Regions from separate parts of the Homo sapiens genome. Here region 2 is linked to region 1. A link is an interaction called in ENCODE POLR2A ChIA-PET data of the cell type or tissue named here. Cell type or tissue: OCI-LY7. All regions are shown on one strand.

Region 1 (4,000 bases):
ATTACAGCAACTGTCTTCTAACCAGTTTCTCTGCCTCGGGCATTCTATCCCTGTCTTCTAACCAGTTTATCTGCCTCCGGCCTTCTATCCGCAGCCAGTCTGTCCTGTACATTTCCAGTGAGTGAGTCTTCCTAGATGATAATATCACTACCCTGCCCAAACATCTTTCATGGCTTCCCAAAATCCAGAGGACAAAGATGTGTAAACGGATAATCATGGCCAGCCACAAGCAAATCCTAACCTACTTTTTAGATTCATCTCCTATGACATGCCATGCTAGCCAAACTGCTGTATTAGCCATACTCGAAAATGCTTTTATGTCTTTGGTCACTGTTCCCTAAAAGAGGACACATGCTCCATTGTCACTTCTCACCAAATACTCCCATTTCTTCAAGGCTTGTTTCAAGCCCCACCTCATCCCAATTCTAGGTCACTCTCACTTCCATTGCTTTCTGAAGCTTTCTGGGTCATGGCACTCCCTATCTCTACATATTTTCATTCAATCTAGTTTGATTATGCCTTATCATAATCAATTATACATTTATATTTAATTTCGGGTTTGGAGGTATTTGAGGAAGAGTGTCATATGATCTCTTAGAATGGTTACTCTTGTGGTGGCACACAAGAAACTATTGCAGGATCAGAATATAAGGTGATGAGGGAAAAGCAGAGATACGTGTATGGAAGCGCTGTGTACCAAACCAGATTGCGGAGCATGGTACAAAGTAAAAGAGAAAATACACTTGGATTTCAATATGAGAAAACATCACTAAGGCTTTATTTCATATGAAAAAGTGGGAATTAGCATGATTTTAGGAAAAACAGTGAGAACATTAATGCGGCCAGAAAAGATTGTTCCCTTAGGAATTTTGTGGTGAGATATTGTCAGATAAAACTGTTGATAACGAACTTCAGTGAGAAACTACACATTTAAATATGGCTATGTTCCAACACAAAATTATTTAATTCCCTAATAATTTCTGTGATGGGAAATTATAATTCAACCGAAGCACTGGCAAACAGAGCTGACTTTTATAGAACATTATCTTTAAATGATAATAAGCATGAGCATACAATCCCTTTGCTATTCAAATTGTCTACATTCATTTACTGCTTAATTCAGCTCTGCTAAGCATCATTATTCAAAATTCTACTTTAGGAAATGGAGAAACCAAACCCAGTTACTATAATAATCTGAATTTCCTCCATTATATTTCCCACAATTTTTTATGTTAATAATTTTTTCCAAAGGTGAAATGTCAATGACACTGATTTTAGCAGCCTGTATTTGCTAGAGCTGGTCTTTTTTCAGAGCCCCTATCTCATCAGCTTAAAAGTTCAAGGGGGTGTTAGTCTTGATATTTGCAGCAATGAAATGCAATGTTCCTGCACGTTTATTCTTTTCCTCTTTTCAGGTTTGCTTTTTTTGTGTTTATTTTCTCATGGTTTCAAAACTTACTCTGCCAAATTGTCAAGTCTGGAATTATTTTCTAGCACTGCAGTCATTGAAGCATAGTATTGTTTTGTTTGCCATCCGGAACATCCTCCAGTTCTACTCAGAGGGGAAGAAGAGGAGAAGAAAGGGGTAGCAGGTGCTGAAGTTCTATTCACAAGGGCACTGACCCTTGGCAGGGGCGTGACAGGGCTTTAAAATAGGATTAGACACCCAAACAAGAAAAAGGTCACACTTGACATTTCCACTGGAAATACCAATGCAAATAGAGCTGATCCTAGGGACATTTTTCACATACACACACACACACACACACACACACGAAATTTTGAGTTGGTTTAAGAGAAAAATGATAAATTTCAATGAATTTTTTTTAAACGCTTAAACAAGCAACTATAGGAAATAGAGCACAATAATAGCAACAAACATGCGTCAAAAATTCATGAGAAATGTCTTCTGTCTTCTGTTGTTTGTTATTTTTAAGGGTTCATTCTTTATTTTGTCATAAGAAGAAAACCAAGGATGGAGTTGATGGGGGAAGTGACATGAAGATCTGGACATGTTGATTTTGATAGATATATAAATTCTCATTATTTTTAAAAACTTAGTCCCTAATCATTGTCATCCCCATTTCTACTTGCAAATTGTCCCATCTGTCTCCTGAATAATAATAGAATAATGATAACATTTTATCTTCCAATTTTTCATTTCATATTAAAGTAGCTGGCCAGGTGCAGTGGCTCACACTTGTAATCCCAACATTTTGGGAGGCCAAGGCTGGAGAATTTCTTGAGCCCAGGAGTCCAAGACCAACCTAGCCAAAGAAGTGAGACCCTGTCTCTACAAAAAAAAAAATTAAAAATTAGCCAGGCATTGGGGTGTACACCTGTGGTCCCAGCTACTCAGGAGGCTGAGGAGGGAGGATCGCTTGATCTTGGCAGGTCAAGGCTGCAGCGAGCCATGATTGTGCCACTGAACTCCAGCCTGGGCAACAGACCAAAACCCTTTCTCAAAAAAATAAAAATTAAAAATTAAAGGAGCTGACCAAATCATCTGATACCAAACTAACATTTGGAGGCACCTGGAAGAGGAAATCTGTCACAAGCTGCTTCAATATCCACCAATCCCTCTTGAAGATTTCCACATCATCCACCAAAAAGGAGACTGTCCGTAAACCCACTGCATAATTCTGAAAAGTCATGAGCCTTCCAGCTCCAAAATTTTGTGCCTTCGTTCGCACAACTGAGACATGTATGTCCATTAACAACATTCCCAAAGTAAGCCAGACCAACACAGGTTTATTCCCAAAACAAAGAATTCTTAGAGGAGTAAATAAATTCTAGAAGCGTGCATGATACAGTTATTCAAAGAAGTCCAAGAAAAACATATCTGCTGTGTAGATTTCAATTTTAATATATTAGACATATATGAAGGGAAGTTCCATCTATACACAAATTGTTTGTTAAGATTCTTGAATGTGTGACTATGGAAAAAATAAAAATCAAATCTACCCTAGAGAAGCTAAAACTCCTGAAGTAAAGAACTGTCCTGAAATGGTATGGTGGGACATGAGGTTTGAGGTAGGGGCAGTAGATTCTACTTCACTCTCGTCCAGTGACTACAGGTTTTAAAACTGCCTACCATATTGAAATGATGTAATTTGCAGTATTTTATTAATCACAAGTCAACCAAGTTGTCAGAGTGTCTGGTATAAGATTACCTTGAGTTTTAACCAAAATCAAAAGTAGAGAAAAACAAAAAAGCAACCCTCCCCGGGGAAATATATGATTCCATTAAGTTATTTGAAATTATTGCAACACATTCAAAGACACTTATAAATACCTAGGTAAGCACCTAGGGACCCTATATCTCAAACTGTTAGAGCTTCTATAAACAGAAGCAACAACCACAAAGTTTGGCTGCACTGAGCCTAGAACATGCTTCACCACATTCCATTCTCACAAATTAAGTGTAATATAGTCATGCATTGCCTTATAACAGGGTTATGTCCGGAAAGATGTGTCATGAGACTGTTTTGTTGTTGCATAAACATCAAAGTGTCCTTACGCAAACCTAGAGGGTGTACACCCTACTACACACCTAGGCTACTGCTCCAAGGCTACACACCCGTACAGCATGTTACTGTACTGAAGACTGTAGGCAGCTGTAACTCAATGGTATGTGTGTTATCTAAATGTAACTAAATATATAAAAGGTACAGTAAAAATAAATATAAAAGTATACAGTGTTTTTAGAAAAACAAAACAGAAAAACAGGCTGGGTGTCGTGGTGGCTCACACCTGTAATCCCAGCACTTTGAGGGGCTGAGGTGGGCAGATCACAAGGTCAGGAAACTGAGACCATCCTAGCTAACATGGTGAAACCCCGTCTCTACTAAAAATACAAAAAAATTAGCTGGGTGTGGTGGCGTGCACCTGTAGTCCCAGCTACTCGAGAGGCTGAGGCAGGAGAATCGCTTGAACCAGGAGGCGGAGCTTGCAGTGAGCCGACATCGCGCCACTGCACTCCAGCCTGGCGATAGAGCGA
Region 2 (4,000 bases), 380 kb before region 1:
CTACACTAATAATTATAATAAAATGATATTTTCCGCCCTACGCTGCAATGAAAAATCATTGTCTTCTTATTTTCACAACAGGTTTTAATTGGATATTTTTGTTAAGAACCAGAGAATCTCTATAATGGTTGTACAGAATGAAGTGATCCCTAGAGTCCTTTCCAGATTAAAAATTCAATTGTCCTATATTTATAGATAAGGTGAATAAGGAATCTACTGTGGAATGATCCACCCTAGAATTCACAGTCCATAAAGTAGAATCAATTACTGAACTATAAACCTTAAGCACCAAAGCTTTGCAAGTTTAAAATGTAAAAAGGGGTTTTAAAGCATTACTTCACTTCATTAAGATAAGCCCAGTAGAAAATGAATAGGAAGATGTTAGAATTGGCAAAGAGAAGGAGTTTTTCCTGTCACATATTTTTTGAGTTCTTGTCCCAATGCTTCCATTTACTAATGATGTTTCCTAGACCAAGTCTCTGAACTTCCTAAAACTTAGAAAAAAACCTCCCCATTTCCTCATCTGTAAGTGGATCTAACAGTATCTCCATGTGAGCAGTGGCAAGGATTATGTGAGGTAACATGTCACAAAGTTTCAGTACACTGTACAGCATGAAGCAAACCTTTGATAAATATTTCAGTGCTCAGACCCATCTCTTTTTCTTCCTCTCCTTTTAATCCAATGAATAAACATATTTTCCACATAATGTTTAAGAAATTGGTATAAAATTCCCCTTAGGGACTGCATGTATTTAGAAATGCTCAGATTTATAACTATTTTGTTTATTGTTCCAGGGAACACAGTCAAGATTAGCCATGATCCCAGATTCATGATTATAGTTTAATAAGGGAAGCAATGCAGACACACATCCCATTTACAAAAATGAGAGCTATAATGATTACAAAAGTGAGGAGTAAATGAAAGGATCCAGAATTGTTAATATGTCGATGGTTTGGAGGTCATTGGATGTTAATTAGAGAAACTGTCCTGAAAGAAGTGGGCCTTATACTATAATATGAGAAGAAAAGGGATCTGATGAAACAGAGGGAAGCTGTTCTCTAGAGCAAACATTTGGGTTGACAGGGAGTTATCAAGGGCAAGTGGAACACAACTCTTAACTTGGGCATACCCCACCCAGACAGGTGGCTAAGACCCTCATACTACCTAGTGATCACCCAGAATAGTCACGTAGTTACTGCCTGAGTCTTCCCTAAGCCAGAAGTTATCCATGCTATGTGGGCTTTTTTATTTTCCTCACATCTCTCCATTCCATGCAAATGTACCTTTCCTGTATTTAAGTACAGCAATATACTCTTCTTCATTTTTGAAGTAGACTAGGCTCATCTAAAATGATAATATTTACTAACATGAATGTCTTTACCAAGTACAAATCTACATTATCCAAAAACGAGCTGTAATAAAAATTTTAATAAGCTTTCCTGGAGCTATCCTAGAATCCAATAATCAGAAAAAAATCAATTTGTAAACAAAAATGAAAATTTAAAATTGACAGTTTTCCTTTATAAATATGAACTAGCTTATACTTGAGAGATAAAATAAAGATGGTAAAATAATTGCATATATATTTATTTTAAATATTAATTTAATCTGAAATTCTATTAGCATTTACTTAGATAATGAAATACTTAACTGAAAAAAAATCTTACCTTTAGAGATAGCATTTAATAATTTACTACATGAAAAATTCAAATCACAGATGGTATAAAACAATCAAATGCAAAACAATTTTCCTTGAATTTCCAGACTGCTTCAGAAACACAAATAGAGGTTAATTTCTGTGCTCAAACATCATGCTCGAAACTGTCTACAAGTATTATCATGAAGGAGCATAATCTCAAAGCATTACCTAAAAACAATATGCTTGAAAAACCATCTACAGCTATTTCTTATCCGAGAAAAACAAAGAGCACGTACTACATAAGGCAGCAAAATGCCAGAGGTTAAAATTGAAAAAAGAGTACATGTGCATTTTTCTCTTTGACAATTTTTAAATATTAGAATGTTTATTCTTACTTTTAAAAGATAGATGCAAACCTCACTGAATTTAGTATTTTCATTACAAACATCTAGCAGCTTTCAGTAAACAATTAAATTATAACTCTTATTTACTCTTATATTGATAAGCAATCACACACAGCAAGCAAACTCAAACAAGAGGTAGGAGACACAATGACCCCAGCTAGTAAATATATTTGCTCTCTAATTAACATCTGAAGACTTCTAAGTTGTTATAAATTCATATATGCATTTTACATTCCAGCTTTAGCAAATGTGAGTCAGAGATGTATGAGGATGTGACAAAAGCCTCCTCCTGAGGCCACTGCTAAATCTAAGATCATCATCCTCTTGCCTTTGAAGGCTGGAAATGGGGAGACTCCATCACAAACACTTTTCTTCTGTGAGCTTAATCGATGCCACCTGTCCATCTAATACATTTCAGGAAATGACAGCCCTGCTGGGTGGATGCTAAGCCATTGTGACTTCATATTTCTGGCTGAGAAGTTTTGTTTGGATTTTTTTATAGACCTGTTAACCCTTGATGGATTTTACAGTCCTGCAGCACTGAATATAAACTATGGATTTTTAAATTGGGAGTGGAAAGTGTTGTTGGTGGGCCCACTGTGGATCAAAAGTCTTGCATGTATGTGTTTCCTTTGACCCAGAAACTCTAGGTCTGGAAATATAAAGGAAAGAATGGAGAATAAATATATAATTATGTGGATCTTCATTGCAGAATGATTTACAAAGGGAAATATTGACCTCAAATAACGTGTTTAAAAGTTACATCAAAGTAAAATGTTGTAAAATACAAGATGAATAGACTATTTTGCAGTCCCAATAAAAGTAATATTCTTAACATATTCATTCACATTGAAAATATTCATGCAATAGTTAGATGAAAAAGTGAGGTACAAAATGGTAGGTTAAATGTGATCTCATTTTTATTGCAAAGAATATGTGTGTGTGTGTATATATATACATGTATATGTACAATGCCAATCTCCAGAGAGAACTACTGTTTTATATATACATATACATACATACACTAAACTAATAAAAGTAAAATTAAATTACATTTGACCCATTTAAATTAATATAAATATATATGTCATATCATGAAAAAAACATCAGATTTAGAGGAAAGAAAAATATGTTCATATATGACTTTCTTGCTAAATTTCCGGGTGATCTTTGACAAGTAACAATTATAGTTACCATATTCATAAAATAAAATTAGAGGAGTAGACGATATCTGAAAGACCTTTCAGTTCTAATATTCTATCAGCAACCAGAAAATCCTTAATTTGGCTTAGAGCTTTGACTTCCTTCAACCATGCAAGACCCCACACCAGTTTCAGCAATGGTGTACCAGTTCCCCTGGACAGGGACTATGTCTTGCAAAAATATTTACTCTTTAAATAAGTCTTCATCACATAATAGCAGCTCAATAAATAATTGGAAATAAATCATTCTCCTAGCTATAGTCATATTTTCCTGAGCTTAGAAAAACTGTCCCAAGGTATTTTTTAAGTTTTATTGACTCATTACAAATAGTAATGACTAATCCAGTGTAAGATCTAGTGCTAATGTAAAAGCAAACTATAGCAAGACAGTAAGCCATTCCATGTTCTCTCCACATGAAAGAATGTGGCCTCCAAAAGCCACTGAACACCACAGTTCTTATGTTCTGTTAAAGCTGTACATCTTCCATATTGGCTCTATTTGATTCATGTTTTTGGTTTTGCCCTTTCTTTGTTCTTCAGAGGAACACAGAATTGTTTTGGTAGCTTAATCAGCAGAAGAACATAGAATTGTTTTGGTAGCTTAATCAGCTTCAGAAGAAGCCACAATAAGTGTACTGGTTAAAATGTTCAGTCAGCACATCTGTCAGCATGTTTCAAGTGAAACACGAAAGACTACATGGCTGCAGTCATAGCTTTAGGAGCGAGCAAGCCAAATGGGTAGCTACAGCACCCC

Evidence for each region. ChIA-PET counts read pairs that join two places held together with the same protein. Peaks named below come from ENCODE experiments on the same cell type or tissue, not always from the same donor. Only the 100,000 strongest peaks of a DNase experiment are listed, where the experiment ranks them.
Region 2: POLR2A ChIA-PET joins it to region 1 with 11 read pairs; 2 of 35 experiments call an interaction of 5 or more read pairs at or near these places.

Annotation. Positions count from the first base shown.
Region 1 is chr4:123,461,681-123,465,680 of GRCh38, reverse strand. No RefSeq gene overlaps it. Among named protein-coding and RNA genes, the nearest start is that of TRC-GCA2-1, 45 kb to the left of the region's middle. RefSeq lists an enhancer at 382-3,408. In OCI-LY7, no CTCF peak of the experiment used is centred here; a DNase peak (open chromatin) is centred at 1,610; H3K4me3 peaks cover 1,028 bases; H3K27ac peaks cover 1,141 bases.
Region 2 is chr4:123,837,026-123,841,025 of GRCh38, reverse strand. All of the region lies in intron 4 of LINC01091 (long intergenic non-protein coding RNA 1091), which reads right to left. Among named protein-coding and RNA genes, the nearest start is that of LINC01091, 190 kb to the right of the region's middle. In OCI-LY7, no CTCF peak of the experiment used is centred here; no DNase peak of the experiment used is centred here.